Linked DNA regions of Homo sapiens: region 1 is linked to region 2. Evidence: chromatin loops called from intact Hi-C (ENCODE). Cell type or tissue: dorsolateral prefrontal cortex. All regions are shown on one strand.

Region 1 (8,000 bases), 120 kb before region 2:
AGTCTATTGCTAGTTCTGAGTGTGTACAACTGTATGTGTCTGGGGTATGTGTGTAGGTGTGCACCTGTATGTGTATGTGTAGGTGTAGTGTTGTGTCAGGGGTTGAAAGATGAGGTAGGAAGCAGAAGAAAGAAAGGACTCACTTGTGATTGTGAGTCATTTGCACAAATGCCAGGTGCAAAGGGCAAGGACTCATAGGTGTTCCCAGCAGAGACCCACATACTTCACATCCCATCTCCAGCTTCCACTCCATTCATTCACACCTTCATTCACTGATGCGCAGATGCTGACTCAGCTAGGCCCTCTGCTGGCTGAGCCCGGGGACCATCATCTTACCTGGGATGGTTTCCATGGGCAGCCACAGTGTTGCTGAGGTCCCGGCTGCTCCAGGCTCTGGCTCAGCCTGGTGTTTTCAAATCCCACCTTTCCTGCCTCCCTACCCCACTGCCTCTGTCTATCCTCCCCAGCAAGGATCTGCAGAGAAGAGGACAGTTCTAACAAAGGGGAAGTGAGAAGAAAACCAGCAAGGGGAAAATGGAGAAGACTCTTGGCTGCTTGGCAAGGTCTGCCCCAGACACTTCCTCTCTGCAGGGGCTGTGGACCGCATGCCCCTCTGCCACTGCAGCGTTGGCGGGCACACAGGTGCGGACTTATTTTGTATGCCCAGCCTGTATGTTAGCCTGGAAGTTCCTGGAGGGCAGAGGAACATTATTTATAGTTTCTCCTCTTTCCTCAACTGTCGGAGAGGGGATGGCAGAAGGTTCACACCCTTGTGGCCTGACCTGCAAATTCTACAGCCTGATGTTGATAAACAAACCGGATCTGGTTAACAAAGGAAACTGATCAGCAGCCCAGACCCTGGGAGACAAAACAGTGGGCTCTTGTGACTGATGTGATTTTAAATCCTTATTTATAGGCAGGTATGGAATTCAGTTCTTTCTTTTTCAATTAAGGAAAAAAGCCTGATAGAATAAACGAGTCAGTGAATGAGTCAGAACTCAGAAGGCTTTCATTTCCTTCTGGTGCCTCAATCCCCTACTGAGCGCTCAATCCCTTATGCGCCAGAACCCGTTGCTGGGCATGCAGAGCTGGGAAGCTGTGGCCTCTATTCTGCTGGTGGTGGGATGGGACCCTGGCCTGGGGCTCCAGAGAAAGGGCAGGCTCTGTTTGGTTGGAGGAGAATCTAGAAGAGCTTCTGCAGGAGGTGGCATTTGAGATGAAATTTGAAGAAAAGGAGATGTTTTTGAGGAAGACATCAGCATGTGCAAAGGTCCAGAGGTGGGAACGAGCTGAGATTTTTTGAGGAATGGTGAGCAGTGCCCTGTGGGTTTGGGCTCAAATGCTGGTCAGTCCAGGGGAGGCATGAAGTGGTGCGGTGAACTCAAATGGAAGAGTCCAGTCCCGCCTGGGCTCCAGTGCTCCCTGGCCCACTCTGATCTTGCTCCATTTGCTTCTACTCTCTATGGGCTTGTTTATGGGTGGTAGAACCGCAGACTGGAAATGTGGTAGGAAAGGCTGATAAGAGGTTTGTGTACTCTTCTGTCCCTGCCATGCCGGGGGCAGACACCGGCCATTAAGTCATCATAATGAGCTTTTGTGTTGTTTTGGAGGAAGAATGAGGTGAGTAGAGGCAGGGTCTAGAGCCAGACTACAGAGGTGCAGAATCCAGCTGTGCCATGTACTGGGAATCCCTGGACAAGATCCTTAATCATCCTGTGCCTCAGTTTCCTCATCTGTAAAGTGGAGGTACTAATACCGACTTCATGGTGTTGTTGCTGCGGAATTAAATGAGCTTTTAAACAAGATTAAATTAAATTTTATATAAATATCTGTAAAATGCTTGCAGTGGTACTGGGCACGTGGTCTGTAAGTGTTTGGTTGTTTTTCTAGACCCACACTTAACCCCAGTGCTTCTCAAGACACTGCTCAGGGCAGCCGTATTAATCAGTTGTTGCTTCTCCTGTTTTAATCCAGTCTCCTCATTGTAGATGGCAGGTGGTGGGGCCAGTGAATCCAGGTGGTGGGAAGTCTTTCCCAGGGTCTCAGTGACTCAATGGAGCTGGAGCTCACCATTTCCTGATACTGACACCAGAATTTGTTGCATTATACGATGATATGGTTTGGCTGTGTCCCCACCCAAATCTCATCTTGAATTGTAGTTCCCATAATTCCCACGTGTTGTGGGAGGGACCTGGTGGGAGATAATTGAATCACGCGGTTTCTCTCATAGTGTACTAGTAGTGAATAAGTCTCTCAAGATCTGATGGTTTTATAAGGGGTTTCCCCTTCCACTTGGCTCTCATTCTCTCTTGCCTGCTGCCATGTAAGAAGTGCCTTTTGCCTTCTGCCATGATTGTGAGGCCTCCCCAGTCATGTGGAACTGTGAGTCCATTAAACCTCTTTTTCTTTATAAATTACCCAGTCTTGGGTATGTCTTTATCAGCAGCCTGAAAACGGACTAATACATATGACTTACAGCATAGGAAGGCGCTAGCAGGAAGGATCCCAGTGCTTAAGAGGGAAACTCCTGGAACCTTCATCTGCCCACTGTGAAGGGAAGAGCTGATATCCAGCCCTCCCAGCTCTGCACAACGTGAGGATCTCCCACAGGGCTGTCCCAGGGGAGTCAGCATCGGGGGTGGGGCATAGGCCAGTCCCCCTGCTATCCTGTACGATAACCCCTCTCCTGGGGGCCCAGTGCATCTCCAATCTCTGTGGCAGGTTCCTCCCCACCTTTCCAGGCCCCTTCCTTTCTTCTGTTCCTTCTTAGGAGATATAGCTACAGCCTGGGGTGGTGGCCATTCAGCTAGCCCTTGATGGGAGGGTCCCAGGAACCAGCTTCAGGCCCTAGATGGGTCCACTTCCAAAGTGACCAGCCTCCGCCTTCAGAGACACTGGAACCATATGACCTGCTGGCCGGCCTCCGGCAAGCGGATGGGACCTCAGCCTTCACAACTAGACCGCTTCTAGTTAAGCACCGGTGTTTCCAGCCCTTGGAGAAGAAAACTCAAGAAAGTGCTTCCAAGGTGTAGTTCAAAGACTACCTGTGCCGAATCACCTGGGGGTGGGGGTCAGGAGGCTCATCGATGAAAATACAAATTCCTGGGTCTTACACAAGACCTACCGGGTTAGACTCTGGAGCTGGGAGTGCAGGAACCGCAAGTTTCCCAAGCAACTCCTGCACACTCGAGTTAGTAAACTGTGGGACTCACGGGGCAACAGCAACGGGAAAGCCCTTAGGACCAGGAATCCTTGGTACCATCCCAACCCCATTGCCAGACTCCCTGAGGGACGCCAGGGATTCACAGTTTGTGCCAGTGAACGAGCCCAAGCCTGCGTCTTCACTCCTTTCTCTCCAGCTGCCCACACTGCTCACACGTTCCCCGCAGTTTCTAAATTCAAAGTGGGGCAGTTTGAGCTGTTTACCAACTCCCTTTCCTGGGCACCAGGTCTTAGAAGCCTGCCACTGGAGAGGGGTCTGGGCTCACATCCTTCTAGGGCTTGGCAGGAGTTTCCCTGACTGTAGGCAGGGGGTGAGGATGGGACCCGAGGGCCCTGTTGCAAGCTGGGTGACTTCCTGGCCTGGAGCAAGCCTCTGACTTTCCAGACACAGCTTGGGCCTCTGAACCACTTCCTCCCGGAAGTCACAGTCTTTACAATCTCCCCCAAGTGGGACGGCAGCCTGAGTGCTGTCAGGCTCACCTGCAGAGGGACTCCCGTCCTGGGCCCTGGAGCTGGCGCTGGGGTGGGGGTGGGAGCCTGACACCCACTCCGGCCCCCTACAGATGGTCCAATGCCTCGTTGGCAGAGCAAGTGTTCATTGAACACCTGCTGAGTGTGGCTTGCTGTACTGGGTGCTGGTGGGGGGAGGGTGAGGGATGGGGAAGCATTGGGGGCGAAGAAAGAAATAGAAGACTGGGGGAGTGGAGAAGCCCACACGCAGGTTTAGAACAATCACTAAGCAGCCTGCCAGGCAAAGCGAAACACACTCATCAGAATCCAGTCTGCGTGAGCTTATTCAGCAGGCCAGGCTGGTATCTCAGAGGTGTGGGGTGTGTGCTGGCGTGGGAGGGGGGCAGGGAAGACACAGGGGCAGACAGGACTTATGTTCCAGTCCTGAGGCCACACACCATGGACAAGGCCATTGCTGTGTGGCCTTGGTAAGTTACTTACCCTCTCTGAGCCTCAGCCATTCCCCTTTCTGTGCTTCCCCCAGTGTATACAACCTGGAAAATTGCCAGCTTAAACCAAATTTTCTGACACTTAGCAAGGGATGTGGCTTCTTGGTCATCTGAGTGGTCTGTCAGCTAGAGGCCCATGTCACCCCAACAGGCAGTATAGGGTCATGATTAGAAACCTTGTGCTTTGGGGTCACAGACCTTCACTGAAAGCCACCTCTGCCACAGGCATATCAATGCCCTTGTCTATAGAATGAGCAGATCTGTCGGCATCTTTGCAGGGAGGATTCAGTGAAATTCACTCCTGGCTGGGGAGCGGGGTGTCTGGACAGCATCTCGGAGAAGGGGCAGAGGACATGAGGTTCACAAAGCACTGCCTTCCTCCTTTGCTTTGATTCATTTTAGTTGCAGTAGTCACTTGTTGGAGATGTTAATGAATACAAAAGCCAGAGAGTGTTTCACTTTTTTCAAAGACTGCACGAGTTATGAGGTTTGAGGAGTGCCAGGGTACAGGATGGAAGGGGCCCAGCGCTGTGCCTGGCGCTTGGTGAGCTCTCCTGAGTGTTACAAGACAGACTTCTTCCCACTGCTTCCTCTCTTTAGTGTCTTCCGATGAAGACACTCCTCCCCTTTCTCCTTCTCAGCTGTGTTTGTTCCCTAGAGACAGCTGGAGCTCCACCCCCCAACAGCCCCTAAGCAGGGGGGGGCCTCTCCCCTGCAGCAGCCTGGCTCTGGGCTAATCCTAAACCCTCTCCTAATTAAAGAGCATATAATTTAGGGATTAAGTGTGAAGTGATTAAAATTAGAGACCTGTGTGCCAATCCTGGCTTACTATTCACTGGCTGTGTGACCTGGGGCAAATTACTTAGCCTCTCTGTGCTTCAGCTTCCTCCTCCAAAAAAAAAAAAAAACATGGACTAAGGCACCCACGTCACAGGGCTGTTGTCAAGATGAATCGAGTAAGTGCATGTGAAACATTTAGCATGCACTAAGCAGTCAATGAACATGCAGCTGTTCTTCAGGTTAAAGCCACACTGGCTATTGGTTGCCTTCTGTTTTCTTTACTTTCGCAGAGCCACCTCCCGCCATGGGCCAGTCTGGCTGGAAACTGTAGGAGTGAATAAGAGAAGGATCCATGTGAGTGCGTGGTCAAAATAGAAGTTGCCGTGGAAAGGCGAGAGATGAGTCTGCCAGTGAGAGCCTGTCTGGATGTCGTCAGCTGTGATGGGCCTACAGGTTGTCACGGACTTGGCGGCTCTCCGACGACTGCTGAGCAGTCTTCTATGTATAAGAATCCAGAGCCTGTCGGGATGAACCAGGGTGTAGGGAGTCAGTGTTAATGGCGCTTGGGAGCTGGGTTCAGCGGGGAGGTTCCTCAGAAGGGTCCGGACTCCATCACAATCATTGCAGATGGAGTTGGACTCTAGCCAGCAGAGAGGAGTAGTCACAGAAACTGTGGAGGCCAGAACAAGCTGATCTGAGCCCTAGGGGGTTAAAATTCTTTCTTCCCTCCCCACTCACCTCAGAAAAGTGACCTGGGACCTTGTGACCAAGCAAGTGAAAATTCAATTCATTATCTCATAAATGCCTTCAAGAGTTGGTAGACCTAAGAGTACAAAAGAATACAAGATTCCCCCCACTTCCAAAAATCCTAAGAGTTGAAAGGGTGAATACATGTGCATATGGTCAGAGTTGAAACCTACAAATGCAGGCACATGATCAACCCTGTGTAGGCATAGACAAGAATTAAGGAGTGTGTGGATTACCAGAATCCAGGGATTGGGCTGAAGAGCTGGGGAGACAAACCCTCATTTTTTTTTATGCCTGTGACATAGAACTTAGGGAGTCCCCCTAGGCCACCACATCCAGGAGAAATTCCCTATCCTAAGCAACCTCAACTGAAGGGCTCATAACGGCCTTCTTGGGGGCTAAGCCACCCCAGTTAACTGAGATAATGTTTTTTCTTTGTGGGTGTACATTTTTTTCACTCCAGGAGATTTGGGGTTATGTTAAGACAGGCTTATGGGAATTAAAACCATAGTATTTTATTTTTCTGTTATACACTTACTTGTAATGCTAAGATAATTTTGCCTATTAAAGTGAGAATCTAATCATCCTAATTTAAAATGTAATTGAGCAATTAGATGTGTGAGTTTACATTGAAATCTTACTAAACTTATGCTCAGTCCTAGAATATTTCAGAGCATTTTAGGTTCACAGTATATATACATTTAATTTACTAGCTGTAAATGAATTAGTTATGTCCCCAGGGAGATTTTGCTCAAAACAGGCAAATGAGTTTAAAAGGAAATCCAACAGATGACTTTAAAGATGTTATTGAAGTACATCATATACTCTGACAAGTCCTGAGATGACAAAGTGAACCGGTATCCATGTAACCAGCACCAGATCAAGATGCCTCACAATACTTGAACCTGGAAAACCTCTCAGCAGGTCCCTCCTGCAGCCAGTCCCCCTCCAAGGGAAACCACTCACTCCAAACATTACATTTATAAAGGCAATATAAATTGTTTGAGATGTCTTTAATTACGTTTGTAAACGCGATCAAATGTTCGAAGACTTCTTAGAAGCAGCTGCTAAAACCCGCTTGATATCAACAGAACAAAGATTTGTAAGCAGACTTAAACACTTAAGAGAGAATTAGGGTTGTGAATGTGTCAGTTTAGTAAATTGAACTCCAATTATTTAAACTCAAAGTAAATGTCTGAGTAGTCTTTTCTGGGCATTAACAACGGCCCATGGAGACACTAAAAAACTCAGATGAACATGCATATGAACAGTCATAGTCCAAAGACATGAAGGAATGTTCATGAAATGACGCATCATGCCTGTATCTTTCCTTAGGCAGAAGGCACATTTCCAACTCCCAAGGCCACTTTCAATGCCTTGGGCTTTGCAGATCATGTTCTTTTCTTGAAACAGCATGCCTATATTGTCTATGATTTACTTTAAAATATTTCAAATAGGCAGTGGGACATATTTTGAGTCTATACTCTAGGATACTCTAGGATAGTCAGTTAACGTGAATAGAAACACTACATACTCCATGGATGGGTGTTTAGCATTGGAAAGACTCATGAGAAGCCCACAATGTACAGGGACAACTATAAGGGTTTCCATTGTCTTTATTTCCAATCAGCACAAGAGGGCTTGTTCATTTGCATAATGGGTATAAAACGATTTTTCATGGGTGATCCAGTAGGATAAACAATGCATAATTAGCTGGAGATACAATACGGGTACTGTCACTCTTGCCTGAACAAGGTCTTAGAATGCAATGGTCCAATAGCCTACAGAAGTGCTCCACATTCAGGACACCCTCTAGTCTTGTGCATGGCCAATTACTTGACTCCATAGAAGGTCAGATGAGTTCTGCACTGGAATACTGTTGCCTCTACCCTTCATTAACGGAACATCTAATAGGGAGATGGCTGGGACTTTGGATACATTTTTCATTACGGGAACATCTAACAGGGCATATGGCTGGAACTTTATGGAGTTCTGGACCGGGCGGATGTGGGGCCCACTTGCTAATAAATGTGTGCAAATTTGGAGTGGGACCTGCTTTCATTATACTTTACTGCCCTAGTGGCAGGCTTGTGGGAATGGCAACAGGTGCCCTCCTTTCCCTGTAGCTATGAGAAGTTATGAGTATTAATTGAAGCGAGTCCAGTGTCTGTGACCCAGTTGGTTGAGGTCAGTTGACAAAGCAGAGGCTCAGAGGAGTCTGATGGTCTGGGGCAGTGGGCAGTGCAATGCCATGGAGCAGGCTGGGAGACACATCTTTGGTGGGGCCATTCC
Region 2 (8,000 bases):
ATGTATGCCTCCTGTCTCCTTGACAATCTGGCTTCCATTCCTGTGGGAGCTTCTTCCAGGGAAAGCCCAGGCTCCCTCCCCTCTAGGGAAGGGGCCCCTTTCCAACCCTCCTTAGAGAGGACAGAGACTAGAGGGAAGGGCAGCCCACCCACGGGTGCAGGCCAGAAGCCCCTCTCTCTGCTTAGACCCCTCCATGTTAGATCATGTTGGAGAATAGAGAAGCCAGGAGGGGCTGCAGGGCCAAGAAAGCCCTGCTATGTGTCCCTGAATAAGCCATTGAACCTCTGTGAACTTTACTAAGATATAACAGGACCTATATTCTAATCCTACCTTATAGGATTATTCCAAGAATGAAAGACAATGGTGCACATGCGCATAAGGCATTAGCACAGCGCTGGGCTCACGGTGAGCATTCCACACACTGTACTTACTGTTCCTATGAGCTAGGCTGGTATCATAAGAAAGAGCACTGGAGGCCAGGTGCGGTGGCTGACGCCTGTAATCCCAGCACTTTGGGAGGCCGAGGCGGGCAGATCAGGAGGTCAGGAGTTTGAGACCAGCCTGGCCAACATGGTGAAACCCCGTCTCTACTAAAAATACAAAAATTAGCTGGGTGTGGTGGTGGGCACCTGTAATCCCAGCTACTCGAGAGGCTGAGGCAGGAGAATCACTTGAACCCAGGAGGCAGAGACTGCAGTGAGCTGAGATCATGCCACTGCACTCCAGCCTGGGCAGCAGAGCAAGATTCCGTCTAAAAAAAGAAAGAAAGAAAGAAAGAGCACTGGAGCAGGAGTCAAGGCACCTGCTTTCTAATGTGGGCTCTGCCACTAATTTGGGCTCTGCCACTAATGACTTTGAGCAGTTCCTGAAGCCCTTCAGGCCTCAGTTTCTTCATCTGTAAAATGAGAGCATAGGGCAAGATGAGGTGTCTAGTCTCTTCCAGAGCTGACTTTCCATCACTCCATCACTTCCCATAGCTCTCATTCACCCATTCATCCTTCCCAGCTCAGTTAAACACCACAATCTCTAGAAACCTTTCCCAGAGACCCTCGAAGCTGTGAGTCTCTCAGCACCTGCCAGGCACCACATTTCTCCCATGGGTCCTGTGGTAGAAGAATGTGTCCCGTGGTGATTCCCAAGCCAACTGTGTGGACCACCTTAACCTCTGATTCCCAGCCCCAGGGAAAATCAGGAGATTAACAATCAGTTCCTTTGGGCTGATAATATTCCTTCCATTTTACAGATGGAGACACTGAGGTCCTGGATATTTAAAAAAACAAAAACAAAAACCCATATGACACTCTCAGGGAGCCTGGGAGTCCCAGAGCTTCAGTCCGATTTTCTGCAGTGACTCAGGGCTTAGACAATCATTACAGCAGCGATTACTCCTTAAATTGGTTATTTTTCACTGTTGAAGCTGTTGTGTGGGCCTTTTTTTTTTTTTTTTTTTTTCAGTTTGGATTCACCAGGCTGGGGGAGGGAGAGATTGAATGTGAGGCAAAGCAGAAGGAAGAGAAAGAAAAAGGGGAGGCGGGAAAGCCGGGCAGCAGAGAAAGGCCCAGGAGTCTTTGGGATTTCTCACCATGGGGTGGGGGAGGGGGAGGCTGCCCCGGACCCCTGGGGAGGCAGGAGAGAGGGAAGTAGGAGTGGGGGCAGGGAGACGACAGCAGGTGGTGGGGCATAGTTCCGAGGTTAGCTGCAGCCATGGGCAGTTCTAATCAGCTTCTTAGACTCCTGGGATCAGTGCCTGGGCTAAGGGTGCTGTGTGTGAGGTTGGGGGTGGGACCTTACCACCTCCACTCTCACAGTCTACCCCCAACCATCTCCCCTCCACCTTTTCTCTTCCCACACTGTTCAGATACCTGCCGTGTGCTTGGCACTGTGCTAGGCACAAAGGCATAGCAGGAAACGAGATACAGCCCTGCCCTTGAGTAGCTCACAGCCAGCCCTGGGAACCTGGAACCCAGCCGTCAAATTCACTACAGGGATTGGAGGGAGCTACTGGGGTCAGCTTGCGGGGGTCTATGGGGACCGAGGGATGTGGCCCAACTTCGGCATGAGGCTTGGGGGATGGGCGAATGGGGGAGAGTGGGTAGGGAAAAGCTGCCAGAGGAAACTTTGTTTGTTTTTTGTTTTTTGAGATGGAGTCTCGCTCTGTCGCCCAGACTGGAGTGCAATGGCAAGATCTTGGCTCACTGCAACCTCTGCCTCCCAGGTTCAAGTGATTCTCTCATCTCTGCCTCTCCAGTAGTTGGGACTACAGGCATGTGCCACCATGCCTGGCTAATTTTTGTATTTTTAGTATAGATGGGGTTTCACCATGTTGGTCAGGCTGGTCCAACTCCTGACCTCAAGTGATCCACCCGCCTTGGCCTCCCAAAGTGCTGGGATTACAGGCATGAGCCACCGCGCCTGGCCCGGAAACATTTTAGCTGAGATAAGAGAAGCATGGTGAAGAGCTGGCAGATGAAGACTGGGGTGTGATGGGTAAGAAAGGTCAAGCCGAAGGAACAGCAGGGACAAAGGCAAGGTCCTAACCCGGGACAGAGCCCGGAACAAGAGGGGAGCTAGGAGTAGCAACTGCTCAGATGTCTGTCTCTTGCACTAGATTATGAGCTTCTCTGATTCATAACTGGGGTTGCATTCATCACTCGTTTTGTGGATGTATCTATGTCTGTACGCATGCATTCATTCCTTCATTTGTTTTAGCTGGAATAATCTAAAGCTTATTATGAATCTTGCAGGATGAAGCTGTAGATCTATGATGGCCTGTCCCCTTAGGCTGCCAAGTCCTGCTGCACAGGCTGTGCACTGCACCACTCCATCTGCCATAGGTGTAGCACCCTGCAGCCTTGCTCTACATGGTCATTGATAAGTAGTAATTATTCTCTCCCTCTCTGCATATATAATCCCCATTTTCTGTTGTGTACACTGAGAGAAGGGAGGAGTCCTGCTCGAGTTCTCATGGCCTGGGGGAGACCCACAGGAACTCTCCCTATCTCAGTATCCCCACTGACACTTACTTTCTCAGTAGGCCTAGATAGTTGATCTGAGAGCTTCCGGGTCAGATGCCCTTCCTCACTCCAGGACCATGGAACTGCCAGGCAGAGTGGGCTTCTGTTTACTGCCTTGGGCTGAAAACACATATCAGCGATTGGCAAAACACAGGGAAGTTGCAGCTCAACCTGTTAGACTGGCAAATGTATGCTATGCCCTTCTCTTACTGTAAGGATATAAAACAATCACTTATTTATACTCAGGAACCAGAACACTTGGGTCCTCCTGCCTCCCCCTGCTCAGCCCCACCCTGAACAGAGGGGCTCCCAGAATGCCCTGGGGCCTGTGGCAATGGGGGAGAGAATGGAAGGGGAAAAGGAGAGCTGCCCTGGGACCTTTACGGTGGAGGGCAGAAACATTATTAAGTACCTGCTGCATGCTGACCCTTAACTGTTTTTCTTCTAATTATCAAAATAGTCCTGTGAAAGGGAGTCAGAAACCCAGGGGACAGAAGGAGCACGGTTTGAATCCAGGCTGTGTCTCTTATCAGCTGGAGACTTGGGAGAGTTGCTTATCTTTTTTTTTTTTTTTTTTTGAGAGTTACTTATCTATAAAATGGAGATAATAACAGCAACTACCTCCACAGGGCCAGTGTGCAGAGTTCACGAAGCCACCCACTGCAGGTGCTTGGCACAGTGCCCAGCATATAGTAAGTGTTCAGTAAACACTAACTAGCATCATGAGATTCGGGGTTGCTGTGAGCCCTGTTGTACAATGGAGAAACAGAGGCCCAGGGAGGCTACAGAAGTTGCCAGAGGCCACACACTTAGGAGTTGGCATAGCCAGAGGTGAGTGTGTGGAGTTTTGAAGGGAAGGTCTGAAGACTGTCACTAAGCATTAAATCCGCCTGAGGCTTCAAACCTTCACTTTAAATTCACCCAGTGCTGTGTGCCCAGCCTTGCACTGAGGGGTGAGATGGAGTGGCTGAGTGAAGAAGATGTGTTAGGCTCCTTGGAGCCACCATCCCAGAGCACGTGGCCTGATGGGGACAGACAGAAGATAGTAGTTCCCATGAAGCAGTGTGGCAGATGCTGTCACCAGCTGCTCCCAGAGCTGGAAGAGGTAGCCTCCAAGGCTTCCTAGGATGTGTGGGGGGTGTGAGTGGGGGTCGGGGAGGGCTGGGAAGGACTTCTCAGAGATGCCTGGTAGAGGGCTCAGCGTTTGCAAAGGCCAGGAGGGTTGAAGTACCACAGCATCTGGAGAAACTGTGGCAAAAACCGATCCGTGGTGGTTATAAAGACCCCTTGTGGCATCCAAGGGAAAAAAATGTGGGCTTCGAAGCTGACAAATTTGGGGATTCAAAACCCTGGTACATGAAGCCAGCCCTTTCTGGGCTTCAGTTCTCCATTTTAAAAATGGACTACCTCACAGAGGTTGCCCACAGAAGTCGCGCAAAAAGTTGGTCATTTCTCTCTCTCCCCCATCCCAGGGTGAGAGTGGGGCAAGGATGGGCGGTGGTGAGTGGCGGAGGGGAGGCCCTGGGTCAGCCCTGGGGTCCTCTGGGTCTGCAGATCTGCCTCCGGGGTCAATTCTCCCGGGTGGGCGGAGGTCTGCGCCCTGCCAAACCGGTGTTAACCCGCCCCTTGACCGCTGACCGGTGCGTGGGAGGAGGAGAGCACCAGGTGAAGGGCTGATGACTCTCCAGCAAGTGTTCCCTCCATCCGCCGCCGGCTCGGATCCCCAGAGACCCGGATCGCAGCTTCCCTGCTGGCCGAGCCCCCAGCACCCGCGGCGCGCCCCAGCCCTCTGCTCCTCCTCGGAGCAATTACATAACGACGCCTCTGGTGGGTGGCGGAGAGGCCTTCTTTGTTATTGCGATCCGCCTCGGCAGCGGCCCCGCTGTATTAATAAACCGATCACTCAAAACGCCAGCCTGGGCTTTATGTATGTAGATTTGGGTTGGGGCGCCTCCGAGGGAATTATCCACGCTGCCCGCTCCTCACCCAGGAGGGAAGGAGGTGGAATCCCTTCCCTCCCCTCCCCTCTGGTCTTTCACCCTGCCCTTCAGCTCAGAGTCCCTCGCCCACCCACCTTGCTCAGCAGCCCGGTCCCAGGAGGGCAAACAAGAATATTCCAGAATCAAAAAGTGTGGGTTCCAGGCCCATCTTCACTTCCCTGATGGGTGATAGCTGGCAAATGGAAACTCATTAGCCTTACCTGTAAAATGAGCCGAATAATAGCAAAGTGCCCATTTAAATTAGATAATCTAGGAATCTGCTTTGCAAATTCTAAAGCAATGGTTCTCAATCTTTGGCTTGTATCAGAATCACGTGGGGGGCTGTTGGACGACAGATTGTTGCCCCTGTGACTTCCTTTCCCAGAGTTTCAGTTGTCTGAGGTGGAAATGAGAATTTGTGTTTCTAACATTTTCCTGCCCCCAAGTAGGCTTTGAGACTCATACACTCTAAAGAGATTTATAAACTAGAATCTATTTGTCAGATGTTCCTGTCGGTCCGCAGGTGACTTACTGTCCCCAAACTGTATGGCTTCACTGGGGTGGGGGTGGTCCAGGAGTGGCAGGCCTTACAAGGGATCAGCAATGCCTGCCCTGGCCAGCGGCAGCACCAGAACCACCTGAGCTCTGGGCCAGACTGCCAGGGTTCCAGTCCCACCTCCCTGCTTTCTAGGGTGTGATCTTGGGTAAGTTATGTAACTCAGTGGGCCTCCGTTTTGCCATCTATAAAATGGGACTAGTAATGGTACCAACTTCGTGAGATTTGTTAGGATTAATGACATGTAAGATTCTAGACCAGCGTCTGGTACATAGTACGGGCTCAGAATGCTATTTTTTGAAATAATGATAAAGCCCCTGGGGTTTTATCATTGGACAGGAGGCAAGTGAAGCGGTGGCCATTGGCCTAGCCGGCTGCCCAGGGTCCAAGACTATGATCCCACAGCCCAGAGTGGCTGCTCTGGGCACTCACTGTGAAGAGGTCCTGGGGGTCGCCCAAGATGAGGGTCCAAAATCTGCTACTCACTTCCCTGCATAGCAATTCTTTTCTTGGCCAGGGCTCAGCACTCTGAAAATCTGGACCCAGCCTGAGGTTCTTAAGTCAGCTATGCTGACAAGGGGTACTCCATACTCCATCTGCCCTGAGTTTTGGAAGCCGTCCCTTCAGTACCAGCACAGAGCAACAGTGTCCCAGGCCTGCGATACAAGGTCCACAGACATCTCCCCGACTCTCCCAGCTGGTGGAGGGTGGATTTCTTGCAGATGGCCACATGCACACAGCTCACCGCCATTTCCACATGTCCATTCATTAATTGAGTCAATGAACATTCATTGAGAACTGACTGTGAGCTCCGGACTCACATGTACTATCTCACTTAACCCCCCAGGTACCCTATGCATCATCATGATTTTCTTCTTTCCATTTGGCAGATGAACACGCTGAGGCTCAGAGACACTGAGTTACTTGCCTAAGGCCACAGAGCCGGTTAGAAGAGGACTAGGACCTTGAACCTAAATCCAGGATGGTTCTAGTGGCTAAATCCCACTCTCATACTGCCTCCTTGAGCCCTCCCCCACAGGAAGCAGGAAAGGGCTGGCCATGGTCTTCTGGTCCCCTAGCTGTCATACACTTTCTTTGGGGAGATCTGAGCCTCATTTCTTCCACCCCCATCCTGATCAGTTCTCTCTCCCACAGATAAGAAACTGCTTGACATTTCCTGGTCCTGGTGTAGCAACAGAGGTGGTGGGGATGAGTCACTGGAGGGAAGCAGCTGGCAGTTGTGTGGGGTCGGGGAAGGAGGGCTGGTCAGTGCTCACTCTGGAGGGGTGGGGGCAGGAAGCACTGGGGAGGCCTGCCTGGGAGTTCCTGAGCTCCCAGCTGCTCCTTCCAGTCCCCAAAGCTATGTGTAACAGAGTTCTCCTCACCAGGCAGGTTCACAGAGAACGAAGCTCTGGAGGAAATGAGAGGAAACCAGGAAGGGGAACCAGAAGCAGTTGTGAAAGCCCAGCTCTCTGCCTCAGTCCTTGTGTTGTGGGATGGCGGCTCCTTCTCTCTGGGTTTTGTGCCAGCTTCAATGAACCCTGGCTAGACAACTCTCACCCCAGAGCTCCCTGTTCCAGTTGAGAATGCACCAGCACTCCTGAGGCCCTCTCCCTCCGCTCCTCCCAGGCTGCCGCATAATAACACCAGTGGCACTGATTGATAACTGTCGATGTGCCTGCCCCATGTTAAGGGCTTCACGTGCAGCCTCTCTGCTAAACCTCCAATAACTCCCACCAGGTAGGCCCTGTTATTATCACCATTTTACAGATGAGCAAACTGAGGCCTAGAGAAGTGAAATCACTGGCCCATGGTCCCATAACCAGGACTTGAACCCAGATCTGTCAGGTCCAAAATCCCTGGGCTCAACCACAACAGGTCTCTGACAACATCATGTTCCTCCACACGTGCCCATCAGTGCTGAAACCTTTCCCCTGGCCCCAACCCCAAAGACTAGGCCCAACCCCCGCTCCGCAGGCCTCTCTCCTGCAGTCCCAGGTGATAACAGTAGTCTCACTCCAAGCATCTTTGAAATCCAATTACATCCCCATTCTTCCTCGTCCATAGTGGTTTCTGGCTGCAGACACTGGCAATCCCTGTGCCCACCACACCTTCCTGCAGGGGCACAAACACAGACACACAGGCGCACTCTTAAGTGCTCACTCACACCTGGCCACCAAGGAGGTGTTGCTGCCCCTGCTTGTGGAGGGCGACCAGGGCAGATGGAGCCCCTGCTGCTCCCAGGTTCCTGTGGGAGTCTGGAGGAGTGACCCTCCCACCCCTGCAACAGCCGCTGGCTGCTTCCTGGCTCCATCCCCAACCCCACTCCCATCCCCACCCCCCTGGGGCCTTGAGAGGAACACTTCACCAAGGTAAGAATCACAATAATAATGTCAATAATAGGAATCAGCATTTCCAGTTTGCAAACCTTTTTCATCGAATCACCTCACT

The links. Peaks named below come from ENCODE experiments on the same cell type or tissue, not always from the same donor. Only the 100,000 strongest peaks of a DNase experiment are listed, where the experiment ranks them.
Region 1: it touches region 2 in a loop (2.0-fold over the local background); 15 of 110 quality-filtered maps call a loop at or near these places.

What each region holds. Positions count from the first base shown.
Region 1 is chr11:45,075,982-45,083,981 of GRCh38, reverse strand. No RefSeq gene overlaps it. Among named protein-coding and RNA genes, the nearest start is that of PRDM11, 67 kb to the left of the region's middle. RefSeq lists enhancers at 1-850, 851-1,728 and a silencer at 3,844-3,913. In dorsolateral prefrontal cortex, no CTCF peak of the experiment used is centred here; DNase peaks (open chromatin) are centred at 319, 3,601, 4,719, 5,361 and 1 weaker place; H3K27ac peaks cover 1,842 bases.
Region 2 is chr11:44,954,057-44,962,056 of GRCh38, reverse strand. No RefSeq gene overlaps it. Among named protein-coding and RNA genes, the nearest start is that of TP53I11, 7.2 kb to the right of the region's middle. In dorsolateral prefrontal cortex, no CTCF peak of the experiment used is centred here; no DNase peak of the experiment used is centred here; H3K4me3 peaks cover 460 bases; H3K27ac peaks cover 302 bases; H3K27me3 peaks cover 1,614 bases.